4 separate regions of the Homo sapiens genome follow, and all the other regions are linked to region 2. Evidence: chromatin contacts called from ENCODE Hi-C or POLR2A ChIA-PET data. All regions are on one chromosome and are shown on one strand. The core of a region is the stretch at or near the end of the contact, and the rest is flanking DNA. Distances in the headings are between cores, read along the strand shown.

What was found. A loop is a pair of places that touch in the nucleus more often than their neighbours do. ChIA-PET counts read pairs that join two places held with the same protein, here RNA polymerase II (POLR2A). Pooled maps may share reads with other maps.
Region 1: a pooled map shows a loop between it and region 2 (6-fold over the local background). The contact joins the enhancer-like site here to the promoter of IL15RA in region 2. A Hi-C loop is called at or near these places in 2 of 37 single-sample maps with no recorded cell type and 4 of 50 pooled maps.
Region 3: a pooled map shows a loop between it and region 2 (4-fold over the local background). The contact joins the enhancer-like site here to the promoter of IL15RA in region 2. A Hi-C loop is called at or near these places in 1 of 37 single-sample maps with no recorded cell type and 5 of 50 pooled maps. POLR2A ChIA-PET finds 5 or more read pairs at or near these places in 3 of 52 experiments (Caco-2, activated CD4-positive, alpha-beta T cell and activated CD8-positive, alpha-beta memory T cell).
Region 4: a pooled map shows a loop between it and region 2 (2.5-fold over the local background). The contact joins the promoter of ASB13 here to the promoter of IL15RA in region 2. A Hi-C loop is called at or near these places in 1 of 50 pooled maps. POLR2A ChIA-PET finds 5 or more read pairs at or near these places in 2 of 52 experiments (BJ and HEK293T).

What each region holds. Positions count from the first base shown.
Region 1 is chr10:6,472,302-6,475,667 of GRCh38, forward strand. All of the region lies in intron 12 of PRKCQ (protein kinase C theta), which reads right to left. Among named protein-coding and RNA genes, the nearest start is that of PRKCQ, 110 kb to the right of the region's middle. RefSeq lists an enhancer at 1,699-1,878. Within about 2 kb of position 1,755, at least 7 of the 41 ENCODE cell types and tissues checked have a DNase peak (open chromatin) inside an H3K27ac peak, as active enhancers do.
Region 2 is chr10:5,975,690-5,978,855 of GRCh38, forward strand. IL15RA (interleukin 15 receptor subunit alpha) reads right to left here and starts at 1,854. Exons shown (of 7, transcript NM_002189.4): 1 at 1,716-1,854. The coding sequence starts at 1,803. RefSeq lists enhancers at 108-377, 508-587 and silencers at 1,478-1,857, 1,948-2,617.
Region 3 is chr10:6,269,027-6,272,011 of GRCh38, forward strand. It overlaps a transcript of PFKFB3 not described here. Among named protein-coding and RNA genes, the nearest start is that of LINC02649, 56 kb to the right of the region's middle. RefSeq lists silencers at 1,306-1,506, 2,946-2,985 and an enhancer at 1,636-1,685. Within about 2 kb of position 1,430, at least 8 of the 41 ENCODE cell types and tissues checked have a DNase peak (open chromatin) inside an H3K27ac peak, as active enhancers do.
Region 4 is chr10:5,664,713-5,667,844 of GRCh38, forward strand. ASB13 (ankyrin repeat and SOCS box containing 13) reads right to left here and starts at 1,883. Exons shown (of 6, transcript NM_024701.4): 1 at 1,797-1,883. The coding sequence starts at 1,839. RefSeq lists silencers at 1,467-1,516, 1,817-1,886.

The sequences.
Region 1 (3,366 bases), core at 505-3,004, 500 kb after region 2:
CATCTCAGAAAAAAACAAACAAAAAAAAAGCAGGCATGTAGGAAAGATGCGGCATTTCAGATGCACTGAGTGAGTGTCTTGTTCTTTTAGTCCAAGAATTCCTGAATATGTATTCACTCATTGCCCGTTATTTCCTGTGTATTTGGACGAGAAAACTGTAAGGAAACATTGTGAGTGCAACATTAATTTCCCATAAATTACTGTGTGAAAATAAATAACATTTAAAAGGTGTTAGAATTCCTAAAATGCGTTTTACGCCTTGAGAGAGATGCGACTGTGATCTGAGTCACATATGGTTACAACTTCTGTTTCTCAGATTATAGATTAACTTGCTTCCTTTTTTCTCTTGTTCTGTACAATGACTAGAGAGAATTAAACAATTGTCAGGGACAAACACTTCCTGACTTCTTTTATTCTTTTTTTCTTTTTGAGACGGAGTTTCACTGTTTCGCCCATGCTGGAGTGCAGTGGTGTGGTCTCAGCTCACTGCAACCTCCGCCCCATGGGTTCAAGTGATTATCCTGCCTCAGCCTCCTGAGTAGCTGGGATTATAGGTGCCCACCACCCCGCCTGGCTAATTTTTGTATTTTTAGTGGAGACAGAGTTTCGCCATGTTGGCCAGGCTGGTCTCAAACTCCTGACCCCAAGGTGATCCACCCGCTTCAGCCTCCAAAGTGCTGGGATTACAGGTGTGAGCCACCGTGCCTGGCCGCCTCCTGCCTTTTTAATTAATGAATCTTGTTAAAGATTACCTTTTCCTTTTTTTGTCCTATTTTCCTTAGACCAGATGACAGAAAACCCATGACTATAGCACACTCTGTAAAAGATGTTAAATGTCCCTTTCCCAAAAAGAAACACTGCCTGTAACCAAGTTCCTGGAACTATGCACCAGCCTTGTATGAAAAAATGTAATCCTGCTAAAAATGCCTCTGTCTCTCCCTATGGAAACCCTAAAGTTCCCTCCTTTACAACTCTGACTTCATTCTTTTGGGGTGTTTCCAGGTGGGCCATCCTCAAACTTTGAGTTTGAATAAATGCTCTTTAAATTAGATTCTGGCCTTTTTGATTATTTCAGGTTGACAGCTGTAAATCGACTCATTTTTGTAAATTTGCTATAAAATCTAACATTTGCCAAATCACAGTTTGGTTACATAGCAGGGGAACCTGCAGAATGTCTGAGTGATCCCCAGTTTCTGAAATAACAACGTGTAAGCGTTCTCAGGATCAGAACGCCGCCAGAGGACGTTAAAGAAAAGAGGCTTATCTGTCACTACAGATGGGGGCAGCATGAAAAGTTAATTCTTGTCTTAGTGCAGGGACACGTCTTTGGAAGGATGTGGTTTCCGTGGGTTTTCTTTTCTTTGCTACAATTGTGGTAATTTCCAGGGCTCCTAGCTCAACTGAAAGGTTCATGGATTGCAGCATTTTTGAGAGCTTCAGATGAAGCAGTTTCTGAATAAAATGCTTGAAATTAAAAACTTTCTTAGATGGATTTTGCCTTAAAACTATGGAAATACCAGGATGACATACTTTTTAAAAAGTATCAAGTTCAAGGAGTTTTTCTTTTTAATTTTAAATGATAATAATATCTTGTAGTTAGTATGGTACTTTCTCCAAAAAAGATCCAAACTTCTCTGCAAGTGCTATTATTGTTATTATTATTATTTTTCACGTTATCCTTAGGAAGCAAAAAAGGAGAACCAGTGTCACAAAGAAATGTTAGGTGACTTGTTCAAAGTAACTCACACACTCATGCCCTGAAGCCATAACCGGAAGTAGAGCTTTGTGTGTTCTATGAATAGAAAGTGAAACTCAGTTTTCTTTTTCATAAAAGAAAAATTTCAAAGTGATATTGACCAAGAATGTTCAACTGGTGCATATTGGGAGTGTGGGAGTCAAGGGCAGTGATGTGAATCCAGGAACACTAGCGTTCTGCCTCTTGGCATCACCCTGGGAGGCCTCTCTTCAGAGGCCTGCAAAACCACGGCGGCCTGCCCTCAAATCCAACCTGAGGGAACGACCCAGAGACAGAGCTGTTCCTATAGGATCTAGAGCTACTTAGGTGTGAAATAGTAACACTACTTAAATGTCAGAATACAGATCGGCCTTTCAGAATTCAAAGGAGACACAGAGGAAGGTAGACTTTAGTTCACTTTTAATTTTTAAGGGAAAATTATTTCCTTGAAATTAAAAAGAAATAGCATCCTTACTGTGTTAGATGCATCTTTCCTTTCCAAACAAATTTTAGAAATAAATCCTCTTATTTTTCCACAGTTTTATCAGAGATAGAACACAGAAACTTTGGATACTTGAGTTATTAATCTTTCTTTTACTGCAGCATAACTAAAAAGAGGGAAACTGTTTCAGTGTTTATTTTTCCCTGTGTTTCAAAGTTTTATGGTTAATTATTTTTTTCTAATTGTTTTAAATCTACTTGTAAGTGGATAGTTAAAAGATTTATGACAACTCTTCTTGTAGACAAATTTTATTGTGGATTTTCCTATTTTTTTACTTTTTAAAATGTAAGTAATGGAAACTGTTAAAAATCTAAGTTGGAAATCTAGTAGTGCAAAAGTTGGCTGGCATCCGCACTGAAGGGGGTACTGAGAAGGGATCGTGCAATTTCAAGCCCTGCAGACTTTGTAAGACAGAAAATGTAAATATTAACAACAAAGAAATGTTAGAAAAAAAGTAAAAGAAAGAAGAGCTAGCCCTTCTTTCCTCTTGCCAAGACAGCAGCCTCTCAGAATGCTGATCTACGTTAGACCCTGAGCCAGTAATTTATGCCAGAGCCTGGATGATGTACAAAGTCATTTTGATCTAGCACACAGAAAATTCATTGTGAAGATTCTTTTGATTTGAGCCTCATTCAGATTCAGGTTCAGATTTCATGAATTATCCTGTACATCTATGTCCCCAGACGGTGCCGTCCCATTAGGGCCCCTGGTTTTACAGCTCCCAGCCCCTCTGCCTGTAACTCTTACTCTCTGTCCTGGGCAGGGGTAAAGTGGGTGCCTCAGAGCCCTGTTGATAAACGGCAGAGCTGGGCTTGAACTTCGGAATCCAAGTCCACAGGAATTTTCACATTTTGTAGCTTCCTAAATGGCTTTATCATATTTTCACCCTTCCATAGGTGATATATCCCTCATCTAGGAACTTTAAAAACTTTAACAATTTAATCCAAATGACCCTAATTAATAACAAGTGAATACCTGTCCTCAGAATCTCCTGAATAATCTGGTATTCAACAGGTGCGCTCTTTGGAGGCAGAGAGCAGATGAATAACTTCCTTTAAAAAATAACAATGCCCTGGAGAAGTACATAGTTAATTTATCTTATCTGATGTCTACACTAGCATACACAGGT
Region 2 (3,166 bases), core at 604-3,103:
GTTGGATCAGCCTGACCAACATGATGAAACCCCGTCTCTATTAAAAACACAAAAGTTACTGGGCGTGGTGGCGATCGCCTGTAATCCCAGCTACTCAGGAGGCTGAGGCAGCAGAATCGCTTGAACCCAGGAGGCGGAGGTTGCAGTGAGCTGAGATCGCGCTACTGCACCCCAGCCGGGGTGACAGAGTGAGACTCCGTCTCAAAAAAGAAAACAAGAAAGAAAGAAAAAGAAAAAGAAAAAACATTGAGAGCTTTGGGAAGGGAAGGTAGCAACATCTTTCTAAGGTCAAAGGGCAAGGCTGTGCAGCTGATGAGATCAGAGATCTCACAGTGGTGCTCCCCTATCCACTCAGTCTTCAAGGAAGACACCTCCTCTCTGCTGGGCTTTGACTAAGGCTGCATTTCACTTTCATATTGTGTAATCCAGCTGCCCCAGTTGCCAGCTATGGGGTCCTGTGACACTGCTAGCCAACTGGGAGGAACCAACCGGTCACCAACTAACTCTGCTTCTCAGATGTGGGGGGAAATCCAAGCATCAGAGTCTCATGAAAACGAAACTTCAAGAAGCCTCGCAGAGCTGGGGTGGGGGTGGCAGAGGGTGGGGGGGCGTTCAGGCCACACCAGGCAGCAGCAACTGTGCGTGGAATGGCTTTGGCCAGGGCCTGGGCAGACTGGCCCGACTGGATGTAAATTATTCAGGGTCTCGCTTAAAAACACACACAGATCATGGCGTTACTAATTCCTATAGAGAGTCCATGGATGGCCTTCAGTGGGGCTTTGACCCCAAAATCATATGCACATTTTGTAACTATGTTCATTCATGCATTTTTCTGGGGGCCGGGGGTTCATAGCTTTCATCAGACCCTCCAAGAGCTCCCTGACTATAAAAAGATAAAGAAGCGCTGACAAGGATAGAGCTAGACCCTGCTACTGTTTTCCTCCTTCCTCTGGCTGCCGGGACAAAACCCCTAGGAATCGCTCATTCCGTCCTCCCTGCCGAGATCAGAGCTCCGCGACCCGCTTTCTTCTCGAATACACCAAGCGATCACAGATCTCTTCCCCCTTTTTCTGCGAGTGTAGACTCCAGGCTGGCCCCCACTCCCCACCCCCATCCGGTCCCGACCGCCTCTGCTGGTTTCCTGATCGCTTAAGAATTGGAAGTTGTTTCCAGGTCCCCAGGTGTGCAACTTGCCCGACGCGTTTCCCCCTGGGACACAGCTCCTCCCCACCCTCCCAGCTCCCACTGACATAATTTACTTTTGCCTGGGAGTCGGGAGGAGTAGTTTCTCCCGGACCCCTCCGAGGACCGCGTGCTATGCAACACCCGCCCTGCAGTCCAGGCGCCTGGGAGAAGCGCACTCGCCCGTGTCTCCAAACTGCTGGACGCCGCCGGCTCCGCGCTCCCGTGGCCAAAACGGGCTTCTCAGAACTGCTCCTGACCTCGGCCTCGGAGACCCCAGCCAGGCCGCCCGCTCCCTTACGTGGGTGACCCGGGCGCAGCGGCGGCGCTCTCCCTGCGACCCCGGCTCCCGGCACGTGTCCCTCCTGCCCGGCGCCGCGTCCCCTCCCCGGCCTGGGCCTGCGCGCACCGCGCTCCCGAGGGCACCGACGCCCCCGCACGGCCCGGGGAGATGGGGCGCCCGGTTCCCTCCAGCTCCACGTCCCGGCCCCCTTCCAAGTCCCGCCCGGGCGCCCCTGCTCCCAGCTCCCTACCCCGCGTCGCCGGCGGCCGGAGCAGCAGCAGCAGTAGCAGCGCCGGGAGACCGAGGGTCCGGCAGCCGCGCGCCCGCCGCGGGGCCATGGCGGCAGCTCCACAGGACACCGCTGGACTCCCCGGGCGAGCGCTGCCCAGGCCGGGGGGAGGTGGCGAGCGCTGCTCTGGGACCTGCCGCCCCGCCAGTCGCATTCGCTTTCGCTTTTGCTTTGGCCCCCGAGGGCTCGGAGAGGTGCAAAGCGGTGACAGATCCGTGACTCAGCGTCCCCACCCCTGCTGGGGAAGGAGCCCCGCCGGCCGCCGCGGCACCGCACAGCCACCCCTGTCCCCGGGACGCATGGGCCGTGCCCGGTGGGGACCCAGGACCTTACCCACGCAAGCCCGGGAGCCTCCCGGTCCTCCGCGCTCGTCGTGCTCTGGGACCTCCAGTGTGCACTCGGTCCGGTGTCCCCACTGCGAAGAGAGTGGGCAAAGTCATCGGAGAGCAGACTCTCTCCAGCCCTCTCTGCGGCTCGGATCCACTTGACCTCGCCCGGCGCTGGTCGCCTCCAGCTGCTCCGCCTTCGGCTTTCCTGGTCTCCCTCCGCGGCCCTGCGCTCGGTTGTGAGCGGCCGGCCTGGGTGAGTGCCCGCGGAGGTGTCGCCGCGGTGCGGAGGCGCGGGCACCTGCCTGGTGCGCTCTGGCCCGGGCGGAGCGCAGCCCCCGCCACCTGCTGGCTCCCGCGGCCCCCGGCGCCCGCTGGGGCCCCAGCTCCGCCACTTCGCCGAATTCCTGCTGCAGCTTTGCTCCCCTAGAAAATGCCTCATCTTAGAAGGAGAGGGGGCGGAGGGGGGAGAAGGGGGAGAGGAGCCACAGTGCTTCACCTCTGAGCCTCGCTTCCTTAGGTTCTTCCAGGCTGCCATCCTCCTCTTTGGCTGGTGGGTTTTTTTCTTTCTTGGGGTCTCAAGTGAAGCCTGAGAACCGGGTCTGTAAGCTCCCAAGTGCAGATTCTCAGGTCTAGCGGTGACATTGGACAGGACGAGACATCTCCAAGCCTCGGTCATTGCCTCTTAAAATCTCACAACGTGTTTATGAGGCTTTTGTGACATACTTGCAAATTCTCTTTGAAAACGAAATAATCTGTACAATAATCCCCCAAGACACAGGTTTACCTTTATAACAAACCTGCACTTATAACCCTGAACTTAAAAGTTAAATAAAAGAATTTAGGGCCGAGCGCGGTGGCCACTCCTGAAATCCAAGCACTTTCGGAGGCCAAGGCAGGTGGATCGCCTGAAGTCAGGAATTCGAGACTAGCCTGGCCAACATGGTGAAACCCCATCTCTACTAAAAATACCAAAATTAGCTGGGCATGGTGGCGGGCGCCTGTAATCCCAGCTATTCAGGAGGCTGAGGCAGGAGAATCACTTGAACCCAGGAGGCTGAGGTTGCAGTGAGCTGAGATCGCACC
Region 3 (2,985 bases), core at 180-2,679, 290 kb after region 2:
AAAAAAAAAAAAAAAAAAAGTTAAAGATTTTTAAAAATTCATTTTTTAATTATTTACTGCTAGTATGTAGAAATGACAATTGCTTTTTAAAACAGTAGTTGTCAACATGGGCTCCCCTCCCTGGGTCTTCATCTTCCCTGAATGGCGATTCTTCAGTATATTTTTACTTCCCTATATGCCCAAGCAGATTATTTTTACGTTTTTTTTTTTTCAGCTGTTAGATAAAGATACTGAGATACCAAGAACATAAATAACTTTTCCTAAACAAATTTAAGACTGAATTATAGACTCAGTGATCTAGGATGATTTATGTACTTATTTATTTTCAGAGATGGTTGCCCAGGCTGGTCTTGAACTCCTGGGCCCAATAAATCCTCTTGTCTCAGCTTCCTGAGCAGCTGGGACTACAGGTATGCACCACTGCACCTGGATAGGATGATTTGGTCTTGTCTTAAGGAGCAACACATACATATATTTTTTTCCCTTTTCCAGATTCCGGGGTCTGTTATCTGTGTGATGAGGCCATGGGGAAAATGCAGTGAATATAGGCTTTGCCATAGGTAAGACGTTGCAGTTAGGAAAGTGGAAGTGACTTAGGGTGGAGAAATGGGAAGAGAAATTGGTTTAGTGTGTGGAGAGAGGAGGCAGTAAGACTTAACTCTTCCCAGGGGTAGACATTAAATGGCTCATATTTCTGGTCACTGACTGAGTTATTTTGTACCTGGACAACTTCAGAAGTCAGCATGTCAGAATGCATAAATGAAGAGGGCCATATGATGTGACTCTATCTGACACAGTTTTATCTATTTATTTTGAAAATGGTGCCAGGTGTGGTGGCTCACGCTTGTAATCGCAGCACTTTGGGAGGCTGAGGCAGGTGGCTCACCTGAGATCAGGAGTTTGAGACCAGCCTGGCCAACATGGTGAGACCCCCCTCTCTACTAAAAATACAAAAATTAGCTGGGTGTGGTGGTGTGCACGTGTAGTCCCAGCCACTTGGGAGGCTGAGGCAGGAGAATTGCTTGAACCCGGGAGGCGGAGGTTGCAGTGAGCCGAGATCGCGCCATTGTACTCCAGCCTGGGCAACAAGAGCAAAAACTCCGTCTCAAAAACAAACAAACAAAACAAAACAACAACAACGACAACAACAAAAGAATATGGGTGTTTAAGACTCAGGAACATGGGACAAGAATTCTGTGCTCTACTTTCTGGTGAGCTACGACCCGGAACCAGTTGCTTTCCCTCTCCACAAATCTCTCACGGAGATAATGATGCCTTCTTTTTCCCATTTCATATGAGAAGTATAAGTTACCTAATATTACTCATTCTTCTACCAAGAAACTAGAGGAATATTTTTGAGGTAACTGATTGTGTCATGCAAGGTTTAAAAGCCCTTCAATGGTTTCCTGTTGCTCTTGCGTTTAATGACACACGTCCTAACCACAGCTCACCGTGTCCTGGGGCATCTGGTTCTTGCCTGTCTCTCTAGCCTCAGCTCAGCCTACACTCCTCGGCCACAGAGGCTTTCTTGAACTCTTGTTTTTGCACACTCCCTCCCATGTAACACCTTTGTGCTTGCTGTTTCCTCTGGATAGTAAGGGTCCGGTTCCCTCTTTACCAGGTGGTTTCTAATGCATCAGATGGTGTCATGGCATCAAGGAGTCTTCCCACCCTCCGGGCTAGATTAGGCCCTATGACATGCGCTCATCGGACCACATGCCTCCTTTGTAGGACACCCAGAGTTGCAGTTTCACCTTTATTGGTGTCATTATTTGCTTCATGCCCGTTCTCTCACTAGACTTAAGCACCTTGAGAGTAGGAACTGGGCCAGTTTTGACTCAGCACTCTCTTCCCAAGATCTAGCCCCCTGCCTGGGATAGTAAGCACCCACTAAATATTTGCCAAATAAATGAAGGAAAGACATTTTTATTCATTTCATCCTAACTGTAGATTTTCCCAGTTCTTAAACTTGTTTTCTGAAACGTGGGTTTGGATAAGAAGCATTCAGGAACAGATTATTGAAATTGGGAAAGAAAGTGAAAGATGCTCTTCCAATGGCCTTGCTACAAGTAATTAGTATTCAACCACTTCCCCCGTCTGGAACCTAGTTTCAAGTGCCAAGAGAAAATGTGTCTAGCATTTAAATGGATTCTTCCAGAACACCAGTGGCCATGCAATTGCTGAAGTAGCCAAGCTCCTGTGCATTGTAAATGTCAGCCTTGTTCCAACACCTCTGCTAAGGTAAGGACGAGAACCGAAGAGCGTTACCTTTCAATTTATGATTTCCTGGTGCGTGTGTGATGCCTGGGAGGCCCAGGCTACGTTCCTTTAGCCACTGAAGGACTCTGACAGCTGCCTCCTGGGGGTGTGGGAGCCAAGAGGCGGGAAGTCAAACTTCAGATGTGTCTATTGAATGGCAGGATGAAGAGCCTGGTAGCAGTGCTTGCGGAAGGGCTGGGAAGCCGAATTCTTTGAGAGTAATGAAGCCACTTCCGGGCAGGTAGCACAGGGAGCTGATGAAGCCCAGTGTTTGAATCAGACCTCTTTTAGCTCCAGTCCTGGTTCAGTACTCTCTAGGTGTGTGATCTTGGACAAGATGTTCAAGCCCCAAGCCTATGAGTCTCTAACTAAGGTTGTGTAGAATAAATGAGACAGTGTACCTCAGACCTTTGATAAAAAGTGAATGTTCAATAAAGGTAACAGGATACTGTGACCCCAAATAGCCACAGCGCCTTCTCCCGTGGGTGGAGGGTGGAGCCTATGGGTATCTGTGTGTGCTTTCTCCCCCACACTGTGGGCATGTATTTATATTTTTAAAGCTAAATTGAAATGAATCCTAGTTCAACCTTGAATGGGAAGAAGTATTGCAAAAGGGCAATAGGCTATCAGAGGGTGGGTGTGGAAGTGGGAGAGGCAGGTACCTATTTACTTAGGGAATATTTACCAATCTCTACCATGTGTGGGAATCTGTGCTTAGCACTGAGG
Region 4 (3,132 bases), core at 633-3,132, 310 kb before region 2:
CTCTGTCGCCCAGGCTGGAGTGCAATGGCATGATCTCAGCTCACTACAACCTCTGCCTATCAGGTTCAAGTGATTCTCCTGCCTCAGCCTCCCCAGTAGCTGAGATTACAGGTGCCCGCCACTATGCTTGGCTAATTTTTGTATTTTTATTTATTTATTTTGAGACAGAGTTTTGCTCTTGTCACCCAGGCTGGAGTGCAATGGCCCAATCTCGGCTTACTGCAACCTCTGCCTTCCAGGTTCGAGTGATTCTTCTGCCTCAGTCTCCCAAGTAGCTGGAACTACAGGCACCCGCCACAATGCTCGGCTAATTTTTGTATTTTTAGTAGAGACGGGGTTTCGCCATGTTGGCCAGGCTGGTCTCGAACTCCTGACTTCAAGTGATCCACCTGCCTCGGCCTCCCAAAGTGCTGGCATTACAGGCATGAGAGACTGCGCAACAGCCCAAAACCTAAATGTTTTGGTCGCGGTACACCACACATCCAGAATTTGAGGTCAGAATGTTAAAATTGTCTAAAGCTCCTACGGTTCGCCTCTGGTGCTGCTGGAATGGCAGTATTGTTTTGGATCCAACACATTCAGCTTATTCATTACACTGGGAATAAAAAACATCAGCAGAACTTATTTGGGGAGAAATATATTAAATAAAAAATGACAATGTCAAAAATACCAGTGAACCTCAAAAGTTGCGGATTCATTAGTTTAAAATGTGCCTTTCTTCTACAGATGCATTCCATAACAAACGATGCAGAAGACATGCTCAGAAGTGATGCCATGAACAGAAATATTAAAATATGTGTTTAAATAAGCTTCTGCCGTTAGCTATTCACTGCTTACTCAATTAAGCTAATCAAATGCAGATCACAGTGTCAGGGTCAAAGTCTTGTGCTTGCCTGGACTGGAATGCCAAGTAAAAACACATGCTTATTAGATACCTTTGATCATGTCAAAGGTGGTTATTTTGCAAAGTCAATTAAAATATCTTTGCCTTGCTATGACTGCAACTTCCTCTTCAGCTAAATTTACCCTTAAGACTTTTCCCTCTTAGGTGCACTACTGTTTTTACCAGGATGAATATGCTTTAGATTTTTTTTTTCTTTTTAGGCTTTCATAGTGCTTCCGTCGCTCATTTCAGTGACCATATTATTGCTTCATAGGCAGCAAAAAAATTTGCTTCCCCAAAGAGTGTCCTTCCCTCAAATCCATTTCATTCTTGGGCTGCTCGGATTTTGGTAAAGTAGGCTGCGAACTGGGATGGCACTTTTCGGAGTGTGCCGGGGTGCCCCAAGGCCACCTTCACTGGAGCGGAGTCGGGGTCACGCGGACGCCTCTGCAGGATGCTCGGACACTGCGCCACGGCCTCACCCGCGCCAGTGGAGGGGGGTTTAGCTCTTACCGTGGGCTCGCGCCTGGCTTCCCCGAGAGGGAGCACCGTGGGCGTTTCCCAGGCTCTCCCCCGCCACTGGGCAACGGCCCCGCACGCGTCCCGCACCTTCCCCAGGGCGCGCGGCGCTCGGTGGGTTTGCGGTTGCGAAACCCCACACCTGGCGAGCCGCACGGACTGCAACCCCGCAGTGCGCTGGCCTGGGACAAGGCACCAGACATGAGAGCCCGTCTGGGATGCGCGGCACCACTGGGACCCTGCTTTCACCGCGGCCCACCCCGCCAAACGCCCCCGCCCACGGAGCCAGCGCGGGGCGCGCCACCACCTCCCCGGCGCAGGCCATCGGATACGCGGCCGGCCTCAGGAGCCGGCGCCGCTGCCTCGCTCTGACCTCCGCGGCGCCCGCACGTACCCACGTCGCCCAGGAAGCAGCCGTCCGCCGCCCGGGGCTCCATGCGGCTCACCGGCGGCCGCGCGGCGACTCTGGGCGCCGGGACCTGGGCCGGGCCGCGCGGGGCCGCTGGGCGGGGCCAGTCTGCGCTGGGCCGCGCGTCGTCCCGAGGCGACCGAGCCGGGAGTTGTAGTTCCCGCCGCCTTGGCGAGGTTCCCGGAGGCGCTGTCCCTGGGTCCGGACTCCGCTGTCGCTGCCCACCCCGCTTCGCCCGTCGCGCCGAGGAGTGTGTGTGCTTGCATCTGCAAACCGTGCGTCCCGTGCACAGAATACGTCCGGTGCAAAACGTGTCCTGTGCACTTGTCCTATGTAAACGTGTGTGTCCGTGTGCAAAACATGCATCCTGTGCATATGTCCTGTGCAAAACATGCGTCCGTGTGTAAACTTGTATCCATTGTAAGCATGCTTCCCTGTGTCCCTTTGCAAAGCATGGATATGTGTTTCCATGTGCAAAACATGTGTCCTGTACAAAACATGCATCCTGTGCATGTGTCCTGTGCAAGCGTGTCCTGTGCAAGCGTGTGCAAAACATGTGTCCATGTATAAACATGTATGTATTGCAAATGTGTCCTGTGCAAGCATGTGTCTGTGTCCACGTGCAAAGCATGCGTCTAGCTTCCAGAGTTCACTTGCATTGTACAGATGCTGATGATGCTCCAGAGTACTCGAGTTCCCCCATGCTTTAACTTTCAAGAACCGCTTCCCACCAGAGCCGGTGTTCATAATCACTGTTTCTTTGATCTTTCAAGATAATAATTTCAAATCGTTCAAATCAATTTCTTAATGCCTTTTCTTTACGGGTGGTTTTTAATCCAATGTTCCCCTAAGCTGCTTAGCAAATGGAAGCTGGGGCACAACCTGGCAGAAATGAAAAACCTGTTTCCTGTTTCCGGAATAATACCCAGTCAACAATTGAGTAAGGGATTTTTATTTTATTTATTTATTTTTGCAAAGCAGCTTCCCAAGTTTAGAAGGTTTAACCTTGTGAAAGTTCACTGTAGCCCTGTCAGGAGATTCGTCACTCACCTGACCTGTACTGAACCTCCATGCAGAAGTTAGTTTGGGCTCAAAAGTAAAAGTATCAGGAATCATCCAGTCTGGAAATAGGTGAGGCCTGGCAGAGCAGCCAGTTTGATCTCTCACACTACAAAGCTTCTGGGATGACCCAGGTCTCCATCTGCAGTCCAGACCGAAGGCACTATACCTAGGGGACATTGAACCATATCTTTTGGAAAGCAGAGCCCCTGGAAATGTGGAGCCCCAGGCCTGGGAATGGAATTTCAAGCCATTTGCACTG